Regions from separate parts of the Homo sapiens genome. Here region 1 is linked to region 2. A link is an interaction called in ENCODE POLR2A ChIA-PET data of the cell type or tissue named here. Cell type or tissue: CD4-positive, alpha-beta T cell. All regions are shown on one strand. Links, peaks and the distances in the headings refer to the core of each region. The heading gives the core; the rest is flanking DNA. Region 1 overlaps UBL3 (ubiquitin like 3). Region 2 has its middle 18 kb from the start of LINC00544.

Region 1 (4,398 bases), core at 302-4,301, 110 kb before region 2:
CCCACCCATCCCAAAATTAACACATATTTTTTGACAGAGCAACTACATTACTAAGAGTTTTGTCCTAAGGGAATAATCAGACAAGGCACAGAGATATGTTTAAGAATATCCATTATGTCATTGTTTGTAATAGCTTCTAAATGCTCATGAATATGGAATTCGCTAAATAATTTATATACATCTATCATAATCGGTTCAAAATTATAATACGGTTCTATACTTATTTGCATAGATAGATGTTCATAATATAGGCTGAGCTTTAAATATGTAAGGAGGCAGCTTTAGGCTAAACTTGATTTAACATGACAATGAGAATAGCAGGATACAAAAGCAAGACTATTTCTAAGGCAAAGAAAAACACTAATTTTATATGAAAGTAAAGAAAAACATATATCATAAGAACATTTTGTCTAGACACAATAAATTGCCATCTTAAGTACATAAACAAAAATGTTAATGTCAAACTTCAACAATTTTCTTCAGCAGAAAGAACATTTTCTTCTCAAAATCTAGTCAGAAAATTACCCAAATATATATTTACTTAAGACCAAAAATGCTACTAGATTTGACCAACCAATAGAGAATCTCTCTCTCTCTCTCTCTCTCTCTACATATATATATGCAGTTAAAAGTATGGAGACAAAAACAAAATGCCCCGAAATCACTAAATCCTTTACAAGTCAATCTATTTGTTACATATATATATAAAGCATTCAAAGTAGTACTTTTTAAGAAAAATCCACTGTGTAACAAATATATACATAAGAAGACTCAAAGTTCCAACAAGTTTAAAGGAAACTCCCTTTAATTTTACCAATTAGTAAGACAACCAACCTTAATTAAAATCATTCCAATCCAGATGTTACATAGTTTATTACAAAGATATATGAAGTAGGTTTCATTTCTACCATGCTAGCTCAGACCAATCAGTAGGGACTCCCTGGAGCAAGGTATTGGGAAGGAATCTAAGGCATTCTTAGGATAATGTGCCTGAGGGATTCAGTAATGTTTGCTCAGTTACCGTTGTGGGGAGGGGTGTAGATGTTTATCACTATTGCCACCAGACCCAAACTCCTATTCTAGCTCAACTTCTTCCTCGCTATGTGATCTCAAACAAGTTCCTTACCCTCTCTGAACCTAGGCTGTGAGAAAGTAAAAATGAGCTCGGTTGATAATCAGACTGTGATATCTGAAAGATAGAAGACCAACAGGTAAAAAGTTTTTCCTATGGCCACACTGCAGCTCCAAAATGACCAACAATCTCCCATTCTGTAAGTGATTATGTTTTCTCACCAATGACTTTCCAAATCCCCTTCATTTATCCTGTCTCCTAAACAAAGACTGCTGAAAGACCCAATTACTAACCCACCTCCAGTTGATGTACGATAGCATTCAGTCCAGGAGTCCCTGCTTCCAGCACAGCCCAAACCCTACTGAAAACTCCTCCCATTCTCTTTCTTTTTTTTTTTTTTTTTTTTTTTTAGAGACAGAGTCTTACTCTGTCGCCCAGGCTGGAGTGCAGTGGCGCAATCTCAGCTCACTGCAACCTCTGCTCACTGCAACCTCCACCTCCTGGGTTCAAGTGATTCTCCTGCCTCAGCCTCCGGAGTAGCTGCGATTACAGACGCCTGCCACAATGCCCAGCTAATTTTTGTATTTTTAGTAGAGATGGGGGTTTCACCATGTTGGTCAGGGTGGTCTCGAACTCCTGACCTCAAGTGATCCACCCACCTCGGCCTCCCAAAATGTTGGGATTACAGGTGTGAGCCACCGTGCCCAGCCCTCCCATTCTCTTTTACTGACACTTGGCAGGATCTGGCATACGCTCTTCCTAGCTGCAAAACAGTCAACCTAACTTGTTTCACCACAGATGCATTCCTGGTGGTCTTCACCTGGTGGGTATTAAGAGTTTCTTTATCTATATACCAACCATATTTATCCAGGGTGACTGTAAGGATTAAATTAAATGCTATAATGTAAAATGCCAAGCATCTGCCTGGTACTAGAAAGTACACAACAAATATTAGTTCTCTCTCCTCTACGAGCTCAAAGTAAAGTTATGTGTAATTTTTTTATCACCTAAGCAGTTCTTCACTATCAAGAAACTGCATCTCTGCAAAACATAACTAACAGCCAGAAAATTAGCCCTCCTAAAAAGAGAATTCTAAGCAACCAAAACAGATATGATCAAGTCCATGAAACAAAAGATACTCACTTTACTGTGAGGTAACTCCTAAAATCCTACTCAGACACCATTTGCTCATTTTAAACACATATTATTTTTAATAAACTTTGGAAATATGGTTTCCACACCCATAGCAAATTAAAACCAGCAACTGTAAATGGTTAGGAATAAGTAGGCACACTGATCACAGGAAAAAACAGCTGCTCAACAAGGCAGGAGACAGAAAACTTCTAACTATCAAACACAAGAAGTTAAAATGCTCAGAAATCTTTAGTCATCTAGTGCAGTGGCTCCTACATTTTTTTGACTGAAGATCCCAAATATAAAATACTTGAGGCACATACCTATAGTATATGTGTTTTCATTTATAAACATACACATAGTATAAAACATATACTAAAAACAGAAATTAAAAGATTAAAATTTTGTTTTTACTTTACTATTTTAACTATCAACTATTTTAAATATTAACTTGTTTTAATCTTTCAATCACTAAAAATGCTATTACTATTAACATATTAGGTGAGCATTATTATTAAATATATCTCCATTTTTTTAAATCTTAGTTTCTTCTTTTGTGAAGTTCAATGTATTTTGCACTTGGTTTTAAGAGCTGTCATAAGTCATACCTGAAAAACTTATCTTACAAAGATGAGATCTATATAGAAGAACATGTCACTTACTAACTTACTAAATCATATTACTTTTTCATTCTATCACCAAATACGCAAACATTTTTATTCAAAGTCAGCTACCTGATGTCAATGTTATTAAAATTTTCTTTTTCCTGACTGCAATAAGAATGTTTACAAATTAAAATGTTTGGCTTTCCAATAAATGGTCCAAAGTCAATTAAAATTCATTGTAAGGAAGATTTTCAACAGACTGTAAATACTTCAACATGCTTTCAAAATGTTCTCCATAACATGTTTCTTTTGAAAAGCAGGTACTTTCTCACTTACTGTTTAAAATGTCGATTTTGCCTTGAAGTGACAACTTGGGGATTTTTTCCCAAACACATCCGCTAGATTTTTATTTTTGGTAGCCTCTTGTCATCACGGATAAGAACAGCATATAGAATACTCATCTTTTGTAATAAAAATGTGTGATTAATCTTTGAGTTCTACAACTCTTAAATGCTTTGACAGCAAACCTCTGTTCCCCATCTCAATAAGAAGTATCATAGATTCTTCTTTTAAAAAGTATTTTTAAAGGGACTATATAACAGAAAAACTGGAAAAACTCTGAGAAACTCATGGTGCTGTTGCTGGCATCTACATTCTAGAATTCACACATCTTCCCTCAGCAAACCACACTCTCAGTGACCACCTGAATGCAGGTGGACCTAGGAGAACCTCACAGCCAATTCACATAGTATGAATAGAAAAGCTCAATTCTTTTCCCTTTTGGGGGACAAAATAAACAAACAGAAGTTCTCATATTTACTTCTCAAAATTGACTTGCTTCACCTCATTTTGTAAATTACTGATCTAGTGAAGGGGCATAAAGCTTCACAATCTATATTAGGTGCCGAGGGTATTATAGTTGTAGCTTATGCCTGTTAATACTACTACCATATTACACAGACAGGTACCCAATAAACACTGATTGAATGCAAGCAATATTATTCAAATCATAGCTCTAAGTCATCAAAAATAAGTTAAATTATGCATAGTATATTTCATTTAAGCAAATGCAATGGTAATCCAACATTGTTAGATTGGGCTATCTTAACACTCAACCTCCAAGTATTCAGAAAATTTACTGGTTCGGAATGACTTATTACCCAAGGTTTCCAGGTTACCATGAATTCTACAGTCACTCTTCATTTTTCCCTCCCAGAATAAGATGACTTAGAAAATCAAAGAGCACATTTACTAAGTATATGCTTCAGTCTCCTAAAACATATTTAATGTTCTATATTGTGAAAACTATTAGCACCATCAGTATTTTATCCACTAATTTAAAATAACTTCAAGTTTTAATACTATAAATATATATTTTTCATATTCCAAGTGATAACAGAAGCAGACATTATAGACTTCATATTTAACACCACTATTACTACGGAACAATATTTATTTTTTTCTGTAAGTAACGAAGACAGTAATAGTTTGTGAGTCAAGAAAGTCACTCAACAATTTCTGAATGTCTAAAAAATATCAGAGGTGAAATAAAAGTGATACTATATCCATAGAAATTTGATACCTGTG
Region 2 (4,398 bases), core at 289-4,288:
GGGGGATGCAGTGACCAGGGTGATCAACTATTTCGAAACACACAGGGGTCTAAACACCCTTCCTCAGCTTCCTATCCTAGCAACTTAGCTCAGCACGCCCCAGCCATTTCCATAGTATCTAAGGAACACCGAAAGGCAGGAGGCTCAGTTAAATTTTTATTAAACTCATCACTTTCTTTTTAATAAGGGATATTGAACCACACCCAGTATAAGCCTCACTCCAATTTAGTGATTCAGTACAGCACTGCTTGATGTGACGAAGGCCTTCTTGACTCTAAGGTTTAGGAGAATTTCATGGAAGAGGAAATTAGGCTCACTCTGTCCACCCCAAGTGGTAAAGATGTTGAGAATTCTCATCCCAGGGTTTGGAACAGCCTGCACAGCTAAAATAAAGTAGAAAGAAAACCCATTTCCTATTTACCATTTTTATTTCTTCAGAGAGTTAAACATATCTATTTTCTCGCCCTCCAAGTTTTTTCTCTATTATTTCAGAGAACGCCCTCATGTCTTATTACCAGATAAGACACAGCCCTTGCAGACTCCTAAAGACAAGCGGCCTCATTGTGCAGGATGTCCTGTTAGTTTTAGGCTTCTGAGGAGACAAGCTGGGCAAGGGATTGTATTAGCACACACATTGCTCCACCCAGCCTTTCTTTGAATTTTTTTTTTTTTCATTCAAAGTCTCCAAAGGCTGAAACAGAGACTATAGGTCTCAGGAGAACATCCGTAATACCAATTCCTTCAGTGGCAGTAGGTTAGAGTGATTGTAGTAGAAGCCACACGATCTTTAAAAATAATTGCTTTGACAATGATGGATATAGGAATGGACAACAAAATCTGCCCTCCTGTTACCTTCTTGCAAGTATTTGCTGGTTTAGATAACTTGCAAGTTATTTTCCCCAGGCCTGGTTGGTCTCAGCCAGGAAAAACCTACTCACAGCAATGGCTCTGGCCATACTGCTTAGAAATTGCTGGTGCCAAGGGATGTGATGATGGTCTATGTGCTTTTCTCAACATCGTTTTTTATGCCAACATATCAGAAAGATAATATTCTTGTCCTGGTGTGCTTAGAAAGTAACTCTAGCAACTAAACTATAATGATGAGTACAGTAAATGGGTCACCCCTTTCTTTAAAGAGAAAATTGCTCAAAGTTCTCTGGGAAGTATGGGGGTTTTCCATGACTAGAATGAATCCATGGTTTTCTTAAGAAAAAAATCTAAAGAAATACAACATAAAGCATGCAAGGAGTCTATGCATTTCATGGCAATCTTAGCTCGTTCTGGGAAACAACTGTTGTTAGTAAAGCCTCATACGATGCATTCATTCAGCCATTCAACAAATATTAATTAGGAATTGACTTCTTCCACAGTTTGTGCTTGGTACTAGGTAAAATTAAAAAAGAAGCAGAGCCTGTAATCCTAGCACTTTGGGAAGCTGAGGCCAGGGGATCACCTGAGATTAGGAGTTCGAGACTAGCCTAGCCAACAATGCAAAACTCCATCTCCACTAAAAAAAAAATACAAAAATTGACCAGGCATGGTGGCAGGTGCCTATAATCCCAGCTACTCAGGAGGCTGAGGCAGGAGAATCACTTGAACCCTTGATGGGGTGGTGGGGGAGAGGTTGCAGTGAGCTGAGATTGCACCACTTCACTCCAGGCTGGGCGAAAGAGCAGAACTCTGTCTCAAAAAAAAAAAAAAAAAAAAAAAGCAGAGATGTTGTCTCAACCCAAGCTGGGCTGCTGAAACTGAGGACCTTACATTCCAGTGGGCAGGCACCGGGTACAGAGGTAGAGCTTGGGTTCCAGTGACAAGCCAGAAACTAGCTTGGGATGACTCTGAAGAATACCCTTACGTCAATATAGCTGGTATTGTACCAACACATTTAGGTCCAGAAATTGATTGCGCAATGGCATAACGGGGGAGATCTGCTTTAATTGCCATCAGTTCTGTTTTCAAAATATCTGGACTTTTTCTTCGGCCAAAAGCTCATGTGATCCAACAGAGTAATGCAGTCGCTTTAAAAAGCGAATGTAATTGTAAGCTCCATTAAATAAAAATACCGTGTCCAGATAATAAGTAACAGTAACACTATATGCTGGTCAGATGATAATTGGAAAATAATGTTCGCTACAAGGCATTATAATTAAGATGTCTCATTTAGAAAGGCAGGGTGGAGGTGCTGAGGGCTTTAGAAACGGTTCCTGATCTAGGCTGGCCGGAGGCTCTGAGTGTGTTTAGCTTGGAAGAGAGAAAACAAGGAACTATCTTCCTGTCTTCAAATATTGGAGGAGGTGTTGTGAGGACGAAGGAATAAATCGGTTTTATTTTAGGACAAGACAGAAGAGGAGCAAAGAGTGAGTAAATGTCAAGGGAAAGACAGAGGAAGTAAATAAGGAAGGAAGTGGCAAGGAGGTTGATTTTGAGTTCAATAGACGAAAACAACTTGCTGAAAAAAGCTTTCTAACAAACTAAAGTGCTCAGAATTGGAAATGGCACTCTCCAACAATGGAGAGGTCACTGTCACTTCTCAGAATGTAAGCTACATGGTCATTTGTCAAGGACCTTGAGTTCCAGCATCAGGTAGAATGTTAGCTGTCTAAGTTCTCATTCATCTACAGGACACGGGGCTTCTGCGATGGGCCGGGCTTGTCCTGCGGAGACTGTCGCCAAGGCAGGAAGTGGAACACAAGTACGTGGGCTCCTTGAGCAAAGTGCTGTTAAACAGATGGGACACTCTAGATGCATTAGTTAAAGCCAAGCATGTTTCTAGACACTTCTAGAGAAGGAAACTTTCCCTAACGTCACAGCGGGGTCGGGGGTAAAATGGGCGGGTCTTCGTGAGAAGTGAGCTCCTTCTATGACAGGTATGAAAGAGAAAGCTCGCTGGTTCCAGGTGACAGCTCCCATCGAAAATTCCAGGAGCTGCTCTGGAGGAAATGGTGCTGAGATTTGCAAAGGGCAAAGAACAAATGATGCAAGAGACGGAGGAAATATGGACTCGGCCCAAACACAGTCCCGTCAGGGGCCGTCTGTGGGAATGTGCCGCTGTTCTTGTGCTATTTCAGCGCAAAATATTTAGGAAATAGAGAGACACACAGAATGGCAATTCAAACTGATTCATCTACCTGATTTAAAAAAATAAAATATTGCTTCAGCTTAGTCCAAAATGTAACACATGGAGGTATAACCTTTTAGTTAAAAAATCATTCTTTTTCTTACCATACTGAGAGATCTTTGCCGGTAGAGAAAATGTCCTGTTTATTTTGGTATCCCTAGAGTTTAACATAGAGTCTACATATAGCAAAAGTTTCAATAAACATTTAGTATACCAAACAGAAATGTGATTTTTGGATGGCAGAGGGGTTGAGATATCTGGGCAAGAACAAAGTGTGATTTTCACTTTCTCTGGTCTTCTGTTGTCCCAGCAAAACCTCCCTCTGCTCCAAGGACAGCAGGATGCCCTGAGCTCTTGGTTGCAGCACAGCGTCCTCTAGCCCCCTCCATGGCACCCTCAGCTGACTTACTCACTCATGCATTCAGCAAATGTCCTTTGAGCCCCTACCATGTGCTAGGCTCCATGCCAGGGCTGGGTTATAGTGACAGAAAGACCAGTAGGATCCCTGCTTCCTGCAACTCTTCCTCTGAGTCTGCATTGGTGGGAGTGATGGCATTGGGAGTTGAGTACCTGGCATCAATTAAACAGAAAAAAAAAGTTTCTTTTAAAAATTTCCAATGGAGATGTGAAAGTATATATATATATTTTTTGAGACGGAGTTTCACTCTTGTTTCCCAGGCTGGAGTGCAGTGGTGTGATCTTGGCTCACTGTAACCTCTACCTCCTGGGTTCAAGTGATTCTCCTGCCTCAGCCTCCCAAGTCACTAGGATTACAGGTGCCCACCACTATGCCCGGCTAAGTTTTTTTATTTTTAGTAGAGATGGGGTTTCACCATGTTGGCCAGGCTGGTCTCGAACTCCTGACCTCAGGTTTTATCCACCCACCTCAGCCTCCCAAAGTGCTGGGATTACAGACATGAGCCACCTGGCCCGGCTGTGAAAATATTTTTTTAAAGAACTCTATTCGATAACCTCTGTGATTTGGTATTTATTTGATCCCAAAACATATCCAGATAACAAGTATAAACACAAACAAACAAACAAAAAACACTATGCCCAGAAATACTGATCAATCAGAAGAGGAGTTGATCCAAGCTTTAAGCACTTTTTTTATGTTAAAAAAGTCAGGTGCGGTGTCTCACGCCTGTAATCCTAGCACTTTGGGAGGCCGAGGTGGGTGGATCACCTGAGGTCAGGAGTTCAAGACCAGCCTGACCAACATGGTGAAATCCTGTCTCTCCTAAAAACACCAAAAATTAGCTGGGCATAGTGGTGTACAC

What was found. Peaks named below come from ENCODE experiments on the same cell type or tissue, not always from the same donor. Only the 100,000 strongest peaks of a DNase experiment are listed, where the experiment ranks them.
Region 1: POLR2A ChIA-PET joins it to region 2 with 5 read pairs; 8 of 35 experiments call an interaction of 5 or more read pairs at or near these places.

What each region holds. Positions count from the first base shown.
Region 1 is chr13:29,840,677-29,845,074 of GRCh38, forward strand. The region is part of intron 1 of UBL3 (ubiquitin like 3); the gene reads right to left. Among named protein-coding and RNA genes, the nearest start is that of UBL3, 7.7 kb to the right of the region's middle. In CD4-positive, alpha-beta T cell, for the core only: no CTCF peak of the experiment used is centred there; no DNase peak of the experiment used is centred there.
Region 2 is chr13:29,951,876-29,956,273 of GRCh38, forward strand. No RefSeq gene overlaps it. Among named protein-coding and RNA genes, the nearest start is that of LINC00544, 18 kb to the left of the region's middle. In CD4-positive, alpha-beta T cell, for the core only: no CTCF peak of the experiment used is centred there; a DNase peak (open chromatin) is centred at 2,716; H3K4me3 peaks cover 1,053 bases; H3K27ac peaks cover 962 bases.